Regions from separate parts of the Homo sapiens genome. Here regions 1 and 3 are each linked to region 2. The links are chromatin contacts, found by Hi-C or POLR2A ChIA-PET in ENCODE. All regions are on one chromosome and are shown on one strand. The core of a region is the stretch at or near the end of the contact, and the rest is flanking DNA. Distances in the headings are between cores, read along the strand shown. Region 1 holds the start of EFHD2 (EF-hand domain family member D2). Region 2 holds the start of DDI2 (DDI proteasomal shuttling factor 2). Region 3 holds the start of CELA2A (chymotrypsin like elastase 2A).

The links. Hi-C counts contacts between places; a loop is a spot of excess contacts on that map. ChIA-PET counts read pairs that join two places held with the same protein, here RNA polymerase II (POLR2A). Pooled maps may share reads with other maps.
Region 1: a loop to region 2 is called in a map of naive thymus-derived CD4-positive, alpha-beta T cell, with 19 times the contacts of the local background. The contact joins the promoter of EFHD2 here to the promoter of DDI2 in region 2. A Hi-C loop is called at or near these places in 1 of 168 maps with a recorded cell type or tissue (naive thymus-derived CD4-positive, alpha-beta T cell), 14 of 37 single-sample maps with no recorded cell type and 14 of 50 pooled maps. POLR2A ChIA-PET finds 5 or more read pairs at or near these places in 2 of 52 experiments (activated B cell and activated CD4-positive, alpha-beta T cell).
Region 3: a pooled map shows a loop between it and region 2 (5-fold over the local background). The contact joins the promoter of CELA2A here to the promoter of DDI2 in region 2. A Hi-C loop is called at or near these places in 2 of 50 pooled maps. POLR2A ChIA-PET finds 5 or more read pairs at or near these places in 3 of 52 experiments (AG04450, Caco-2 and OCI-LY7).

The regions. Positions count from the first base shown.
Region 1 is chr1:15,408,549-15,411,248 of GRCh38, reverse strand. EFHD2 (EF-hand domain family member D2) reads right to left here and starts at 1,361. Exons shown (of 4, transcript NM_024329.6): 1 at 970-1,361. The coding sequence starts at 1,277. The region is part of intron 1 of EFHD2-AS1 (EFHD2 antisense RNA 1); the gene reads left to right. RefSeq lists an enhancer at 739-1,601 and a silencer at 1,114-1,713.
Region 2 is chr1:15,616,023-15,618,722 of GRCh38, reverse strand. It overlaps DDI2 (DDI proteasomal shuttling factor 2), which reads right to left and starts at 1,265. Exons shown (of 10, transcript NM_032341.5): 1 at 915-1,265. The coding sequence starts at 1,052. RefSeq lists a silencer at 942-1,511.
Region 3 is chr1:15,455,380-15,458,079 of GRCh38, reverse strand. It overlaps CELA2A (chymotrypsin like elastase 2A), which reads right to left and starts at 1,348. Exons shown (of 8, transcript NM_033440.3): 1 at 1,287-1,348; 2 at 906-994. The coding sequence starts at 1,326.

The DNA.
Region 1 (2,700 bases), core at 112-2,611, 210 kb after region 2:
CAGGGTGGGTGTGGGACATGGGGGGTCCCTGTGGGGAGGGAAGGGGATATACGGAGTGGGGAGGAGAGATGGGGGGCCTTGCGACAGAAGCAGGGGAGCGGTGACTGCAAGCTGCTGGGTGCACGGGGGTGGGGCGGGCAGGAGCGGGAGGGAGGCCTTCCAAACCCGGAGGGGACTCGGCCCACAGGGACGACTGGAGTGAGGTTTACACCAGAGGGGCAACAGGGGCCGAGGGGTCCCTTCCTAAGGAGACCACTTGTGAGTGAAGGATTTGGGTCCTGGCTAATGAGTGGGTGGGGATGGAAAGGGCAAGTCTTTGCCCCCAGTTTGCTGGTAGACGCTAAGTAACTGGAGAGGAAGTTGGGGGGATCCCTGCCCAGAACCCACCTTGAGGGAGACCTGAGATCGCAGAGGAAACGAAAAGACCTTAAGGGAGGGAATGTGGTTGGCATGTGGTGTCGAGGGGCACTGGGGTGGGTATCTTTGGCCAGCGTGTGTTGGGGTGGGGGTGGGGAACGCGAGTAGCTGGGATCGGGGAAGGAAGGCCGCTGGGTCCTCAGCCTCGGTGTGTGCGGTGTGGGGTGGTGGAGAAGCCCCACTAACAGCGCGGAGGGCCCGGGACCCACACGTGTGGTGGTGGGGGTGGGGCTCGCGGGGCCTGGCGATTATCTGGAAGGAAGCCTGGGGTCCCCCACTCTGTGGACGCGTCTATGGTGTACCGGAGGCAGCACAAATACGAGTCTCCGCCGCGTGCCAGGGGCCGGGGGTCCCCCAGACTAACGTGCGCGGTGAGATGCCGGGTCTCGATCTGGAAGGGGCCGCCGGGTCCCCAACCCCGGTGCGTCTGGGTTCGGGGAAGCTTGGCTGACGGCAGGCTCCCGGGGCGGAGCGGGATCCGGGGATCGGGGGGTTCGGGGCCCGAGACCGGGTCGCGGGGCGGGCGGGGGGCCGGGTCGCGCGGGCACTTACTGCTTGAACATCTTCTCCATGTCCTTGATCTGCTTCCTGGAGAACTCCTTGAACTCGGTGTAGGGGTTGAAGACGCGGCGGCTGGGCGACTGGGGCTCGCCGATGCCCTGGTTGAGGTCTGCGCGCCGCAGCAGCTTGGCGCTCAGCTCGCAGTCCGCGCTGCCCAGCGCCTCGGCCGCCTCGTCGGGTGCCCCCGCCGCCGCCGCCGCTGCCCCGTTCAGCCCGGGCTGCTCCGGGGTCTCGCCGCCGCCCTCGCCCTCCATCTGCAGCCGCCGGCTCAGCTTGGTGGCCAGCTCGTCCGTGGCCATGGTGGCCCGCGCGGCACTCGCCTTGGCCGGGCCCCTGCTCTCAGCGCAGCGCCGCCGGCCGCGCTCTTCCTCTTCCTGACACTCCCCGGGCCAGGCACCGCCCCCGAAGGTGGGACTTGGGCCCTGGCGGGGACCGCGCGCCCCGCCCCCGCCCCCGGGCCCGCGCGGCGTGCGCGTGATCGCTCCCGGCCGCCGGGGGTCGAGTGTACTCTGCGCGCCCCGCCCGCCGTCGTCTGCCCCCCGCGAGGCTGGGGAGCGCGGCCGAAAGCCATGCCCCTCTTCGTGCCCACTGTAGCAGCTGAGCGGGAGGGGTCCTGCTGGGGGCCGGGGCCGGGCGGGAAAGAAGAGGGCTCCTCCCCCGCGGCTTGGGTGAGGAGCGGGGCTTGCCGGGGGGCGGGGAAGCGAGGGGGGGCGCCGCCCCACCCCCTTCTCCGGAATCCCCACGCCGTGAAGTCATAATCCTGTGTCTGTGACACCCTGTCGGTTGCTATGGAAACGACTCGCTGTTAAACACTGGCGTTCTCAATGAGGGTTGCAGGGGTTCCGAGGCGGACCTGGGGAGCAGAAACCCCTGTTTAGGGTGAACCGTGGCGGGCGCCGATGGCCTCTTGGAAGAGGACAGACTAGCAGCTGCGAGGGAGATGGGACTGGGTTTCACCCCTGAAAGGGCCCCTGGAGACAGCGGGTGAGGGACAGGGGAAGGGGCTGGTGGTCCTCTCTCCCGAGGCCCCGCACCATCACACGGATGACTTGGCACAATAGCTGCTGGGCCAGTGTTGTCGCCTGTGACTGTACTTTAGGGAAACTGACAGGGAGATCATGATGTCGCCATTTTGATGGGGTCCCCAGAGGAGAGATGTCCTCCCCAACGGCTCCTGGACAGGACTGGGGAAAGAGTTCAGATAAGTATCTCTGTGGTCTGGGCTGTCACCTTACAACTGCACAACTCTGGACCTCCAGCATCAGAACCACTGGGGCCTAGGTTAATAATACAGATTTTCAGGCTCCAATTTGGACAGACGAAACTGATCTCTGGGGTGGGACCCAGGAATCTACGTGTAAACAAGCACCCAGGGGAGTTCTGCTCACTGAAATTTGAGAATCCCTGATTTAGAAGGAGGACTATGCTCTGTGCATGTTCTCTGAAATGTTGGGTCAATCAGGACCTGTCTACTGAAACTGCTCCAACCAGCCAAGGTGCAGAGAAAAGATGCGTGCAGGGCCGAAAACCAGGGTGCTCTGGAGGCAGGGAGCCCTCGAGAATGTAAAGCCAGCAAGCTGTTACAGAGTGATTTGCACAGAACAGACACTCAGTTGATATTTGTCAATTTGCTGTGTTTAAGAACCTTGCTGAATTAATTTAAAAGGTATTTTTAAAAGAATGAAATTGAGGAAAAAACCTTCAAGGTTCAGAAAATGTGAA
Region 2 (2,700 bases), core at 16-2,515:
GTCACCGATTCTGTTTGATAAAGACTAGGGGCAGCCCCAAAGCATTTTGAGAATTACTTTGCTTAGTTAAAATATGAGAGGCTGAACTTCTTTCCAGCAAGCTGAGTAGGGAAATGAAACCACCAAACAGCACTGATACTAGGCCGTTTCCAAGCAAATATCCTTTTAAAGCATTGAGCTTTGAACTGACCCAAACTCTGAACTGTGACCTGAAAGAAAAAGGGCCTTCTGGCTTACTACCAGGGTAGAACCGAAACAAACAAACAGCTTGAGTTGAACCAATAGGTACTGTTTTTCAAAAGAATTTAACCAGAAACGCATGTGGTGGGTAAAGAGCATTTCCAAAGACCCCAAAATGAGGTAGTGCAAGTCTTAAACTTTTTCTTTCACCGGAAGTGCAAATCTGTGCATTTAAAGGTAAACTGCGTATATTTAAGCAGAAACCCTCTCCAGAAAAAAAAAAAAAAAAAAGCAGAGGAACATCTATCTACCACAGTGATCCAAACTGGTATTTCTGGTTTGCAGGATGTATGAATCCTAGCAAACCCAGGGCTGCTTCTGAGGTCCACAACGATATCCTACACTCGGGATTAGAAACAGGGAAGGGCCAAAGAGCCAAAGGTGGGGAGGGTTAGCGCTGCTCAACAGTCCACGCGCCCCTCACGCTGCAGTGGGTGCGTCTGCGGTCAGGTTCTCCGCTCCCTCTCCTCGTACCCCACCCCATGCTCGGAGTGTGTGAGGGCAGCTACTGATGCCAGCTCCCCAGCTCCTTTCCGGATGCGGGGGTGACCTGAGAATGGCTATCCTTGCTCCCCCCAGCCCCCAATTCTTCACCAGTAGCAAAGGGAGGGAGTGAGGCCCCGAGGCGGGGAGGGCTTAGCTCCGGGGCAGGCCCGGCTCGCTGCCCGGCGTACCTGGCTCTCGGCTGCGGGGATGCCAGACTCGAGCTCGCACAGCGCGCGGAAGTTGTGCAGCTCGAAGTCGGCGTCGACCTGGAGGGAAAAGGTCACCTCGGAGAGGTCCCTCCGCACACAGTACACGGTGAGCAGCATGGCCCGGGCCCGACCCGGCTCGGCTCGGCTCGGCCCGGCCTGGGCGCGGGGCGCAGGGGAAGAGGCGGCGGCGTGGCCTGGCTGGTGCTGCGGGAGGACGGCGCCGGCTGCTCGTTCGCTCGCTCGCTCCCTCCCTCACACACGCTCAGTGAGTCACTCCCTCCCGCCCTCACTAGCAAGCACGGCCGCCGCCACACGCCTGCGAGTCCGTCTGCCTGCCGGCCTGCCTCCCACGGCTGCCGCCAAGCGCGCCGGCCGCCCGGCGCCCCGCCCCGCCGCAACGCGGCTGCCGTAAAGCCCGCCTCGCCTTCCCCGCCTTCGCAACGCAGCGGGGGGCGGGGCCGGGAAGAGGAGGAGGAAGCCAGGAGAGGATAGGAGGGGGAGGAGTGGGAAGGGGGCGTGGAAGAGGAGAGGGAGGAAGGGCAAGAAAAGGGGAGGGAAGGAAAGGAACGCGGAGAAGGAAATCTCTGCTGACTGGTTGACTTAATGACAGAAGTCTGTGGAGGAGTCCCCGGTCTTATTTATTCACCGAACAGGCATTGATTAAGCGCCTACCATGTGTCGGGCGCTGGCGATGCAGAAATGAATAAAAGGATAAATCCTTCTCCGTAACTCTCAATCTAGTACAGGAGTTAGTAATAAAACATATTTTTCGAGGTAGAAATTGAGGCTCCGACAGAGTAATTCACTTCCTGTCTTAGTGATTTAGGATTGAAACCAAAATCATTACCCTCCCTAGTCTACAGAAGCCAGTTGGCTGTGGCCCACGCCTACCTCCCCAGCCCCTTCTTCCGAGCTCTTCCCACATTCTCTGCCCTCCCAGCCACATAGGTCAGTTCCTCCAAGGCTCCATTCCCCTGTCTTGTAAATAATTTTCTCTCTACTTGGACTGTGTCTGTTTCCTAGCCCTAGCAACTCCTACCACCTAGCGCAGTGCCTTTTTGGGCACAGCTTAGAATCTACTCAATAAATATTTGCTACTTTAATGGCCTGTTTTTAAGGCACACAGCTGATGAGTGGTAGAGGCCCAGAACTAAGGTGCGGATGAGTAAGAAAACCAAAACTGAAAGATGAACTTGTAATGGATGCCAGATTAGCATCTTTCCATTTACTCCCACTCCCCCTCCATGGTAGGGAGCCCTTTTCCATTTTAACAGGAGAGAAGGAGCAAATAAGATGGCTGTGGGTGCAGGTAAGTAGGTAGTAAGTAGGCTGTTGGTGGCAGGAAAGGGAGAATTAGCAGCTGAAGGCTTTTACAAAGAGAAATTAGAGGAGCTGGGCGCGGTGGCTCACGCCTGTAATCCCAGCACTTTGGGAGGCCAAGGCGGGCGGATCACAAGGTCAGGAGTTCGAGACCAGCTTGGCCAATATGGTGAAACCCCGTCTCTACTAAAAATACAAAAATTAGCCGGGCATGGTGGCGGACACCTATAGTCCCAGCTACTCGGGAGGCTGAGGCAGGAGGGTCACTTGAACGCGGGAGGCGGAGGTTGTAGTGAGCCGAGATCAGGTCACTGCACTCTAGCCTGGGAGACAGAGCGAGACTCTGTCTCAAAAAAAAAAAAAAAAAAGAGAAAGTAGAGGCACAGGGGAGTGAGAATGCTTATATCCCCTAGGAGCAACAGAAAGCTTGACTATCAGTGGCTTA
Region 3 (2,700 bases), core at 99-2,598, 160 kb after region 2:
TCAATTACTCGGTCCCAATTACATCAGATAAATGAGATTTCACTATATTTGTTTATGTCAATGTAAACTTTACACATTTCTCTTAAAATCCCCACCATTAACACGTCTGAGTAATTTACACCTGTGCCCCACTTGGCAGTTTAGTCTTGATACCACTATGATTATATCAACTTAAGAAAACATTTTTTTCATTGGTAACATTGATTTGCCTGTGGTTAAAGATTAATCTGCGCAAATAGCACTGATTGGTTCCTTAAAGCAAGGAATGTTTGCATAGGTAGTCTTGAATGGTTCCTAGACTGATGGTACATTTGTAAACAAGCCTCTGATTGGTTAATAGAGTAATACTATATTTGCTGCCTATGGGCAGTGGGGAGGGGACAGCTCCTTACTGCAGCTGGAGGAGGCACCTCTCCCTCCACTCCCAAGGTTGGCCAAGGCCACAGAAATGTATCTTTTTTTTTTTTTTTGAGACAGAGTCTTGCTTTGTTGCCCAGGCTGGAGTACAGTGGTGCAATTTCAGCTCACTGCAACCTCTGCCTCCTGGGTTCAAGCGATCCTCCTGCCTAAGCCTCCCCAGTTGCTGGGATTACAGGCGTGTGCCACCACACCTGGCTACTTGTGTATTATTAGTAGAGGCAGGTTTCACCATGTTGGCCAGGCTGGTCTCAAACTCCTGACTTCAGGTGATCTGCCCACCACAGCCTCCCACAGTGCTGGGATAACAGGCATGAGCCACTGCGCCCAGCCGGAAATATATCTTATTGCTAAAGTTGCCTGTGCTGCTCTCTGAGTCCCATCAATACTCACTTTGCCAGCACAATAGACGCCATGGTGGAAGGGCAAAGGGGAGATGTAAAGGGAGTGGGGCAGGGACGGGGAGAAGTACAGTGTGGTCAACTCACCTGCCAGGGCCAGCTGTTGGGCCTCGCTTCTTCACCGCCAACCACCCTAGTCACATAAGGTGGGTAAGTGGGGTCCCCACAACTGAGGGCTGTGAAAAGAGAAAGGGTCTTGAGTCAGGAAGCAGCGACCCACACAATGTAAACTACACTTGCTGCGCATTCTGACCCCCCAAATAGAAAACCCTTGTTCTAGAAGGATCCCAAGAGGTCATAGAATCCTGCTCTTTGCTCCAATTCTTTGAAACTCCATTCCAATGTTCTTATGATTATAGGTCTGAATGCAGTAGGGGTTGGGTGGGGGCGAGAGGGGAGGACAGGAAGATCCCATTTCCAGCCCCACCAGGGCATGGGAAACCAGTGCCTCTGGGTAACAGGACTTACCTCCAGCCACCAAAGTGGACAGCAGCAGCGTCCTTATCATGGTGTGTCCGTGGGAGTTCTGTAAGCGTGGCCCTGGATAAGGCCCTGGTTTTATGAGCGGACTTATCAGTGAGAGATACAGTAAGAGCACGCAAGATGGGGTTTTCTCAAAGCCCAGTGGAAAAAAGAGCTGTGTCCAAATATTTTTTTTTTCCCATTTCCTCCCAAATGTCACCCTAGAAATACTTTGAAAAAGATGCCAAAGGTAGATATTGGAATATGGGTTCCATCTGTTTTGAAGAGATTATGTTGTGTGTTAGGGAAGGAAGAAAAATACTAATTGTTGGTGCTCGGAGTTGTTTTTTTTTTTGTTTGTTTGTTTTTGTTCCCCTCCCTGGGTAAGACTGAGGAGAGGAGTTGTGTTTTCTTTCTTTCTTTCTTTCTTTTTTCTTTCTGAGATGGAGTCTTGCTCTGTCACCCAGGCTGGAATGAAGTGGCGTGATCTCAGCTCACTGCAACCTCTGCCTCCTGGGTTCAAGCAATTCCCCTGCTTCAGCCTCCCTAGTAGTTGGGATTACAGGTGTGTGCCACCATTGCTGGCTAATTTTTGTATTTTTAGTAGAGACGGGGGGTCTCATCATGTTGGCCAGGCTGGTGTCGAACTCCTGGCCTCAAGTGATCTGCTCGCCTCGGCCTCCCAAAGTGCTAGGATTACAGGCTGAGCCACCATGCCCGGCCAGGAGTTGTGTTTTCAATGAAAAGATTAAGGTGGCATGCTGAGCCCACAGCATTCTAAGGCAGTATTTCTCAATGGGGCTGGTTCAGCCCACCAGGAGACGTTTGACAACATCTGGAGAGAATTTTGGTTGTCATGGCTGGGGTTGATGTAAATTGGCATCCAGTGGGCAGGGAGCAGAGAGCAGAGACGCTGCTAAACACCCGACAATGCACTGGGCAATAGGACTCGCCCTGCCCCAAATGTCAATGGTGCTGAGACTGAGAAAGCCTGTTCTAGGCCATACCAGGGGTTGCAATGTGACCTTGGCTGAGTCATGTAAGTCTCTAGACCCATCTGTGAAACAGGGAGAGAAACCCATGCCCAGTATTGTTTCACAACATTGTGGTAAGGATTTGTATAATGTGGGGAAGGTGCACATGTAGCAGAATTTGCATAATGCGGGGAAGGTGCACATGTAGCAGAAGGCAAGGCCGACATGCACAATTAGGATCTGGCCACTCTAATGATGGGGGGAAGCAGAACGCTGGCAGAGGAGGGCTTCATCTGGTGGATGAAAATGCACTTTACGGCCGGGCACGGTGGCTCACTCCTATAATCCCAGAACTTTGGGAGGCTGATGCGGGCAGACCACCTGAGGCCAGGAGTTCAAGACCAGCCTGGCCAACATGGTGAAACCCCGTCTCTACTAAAAATACA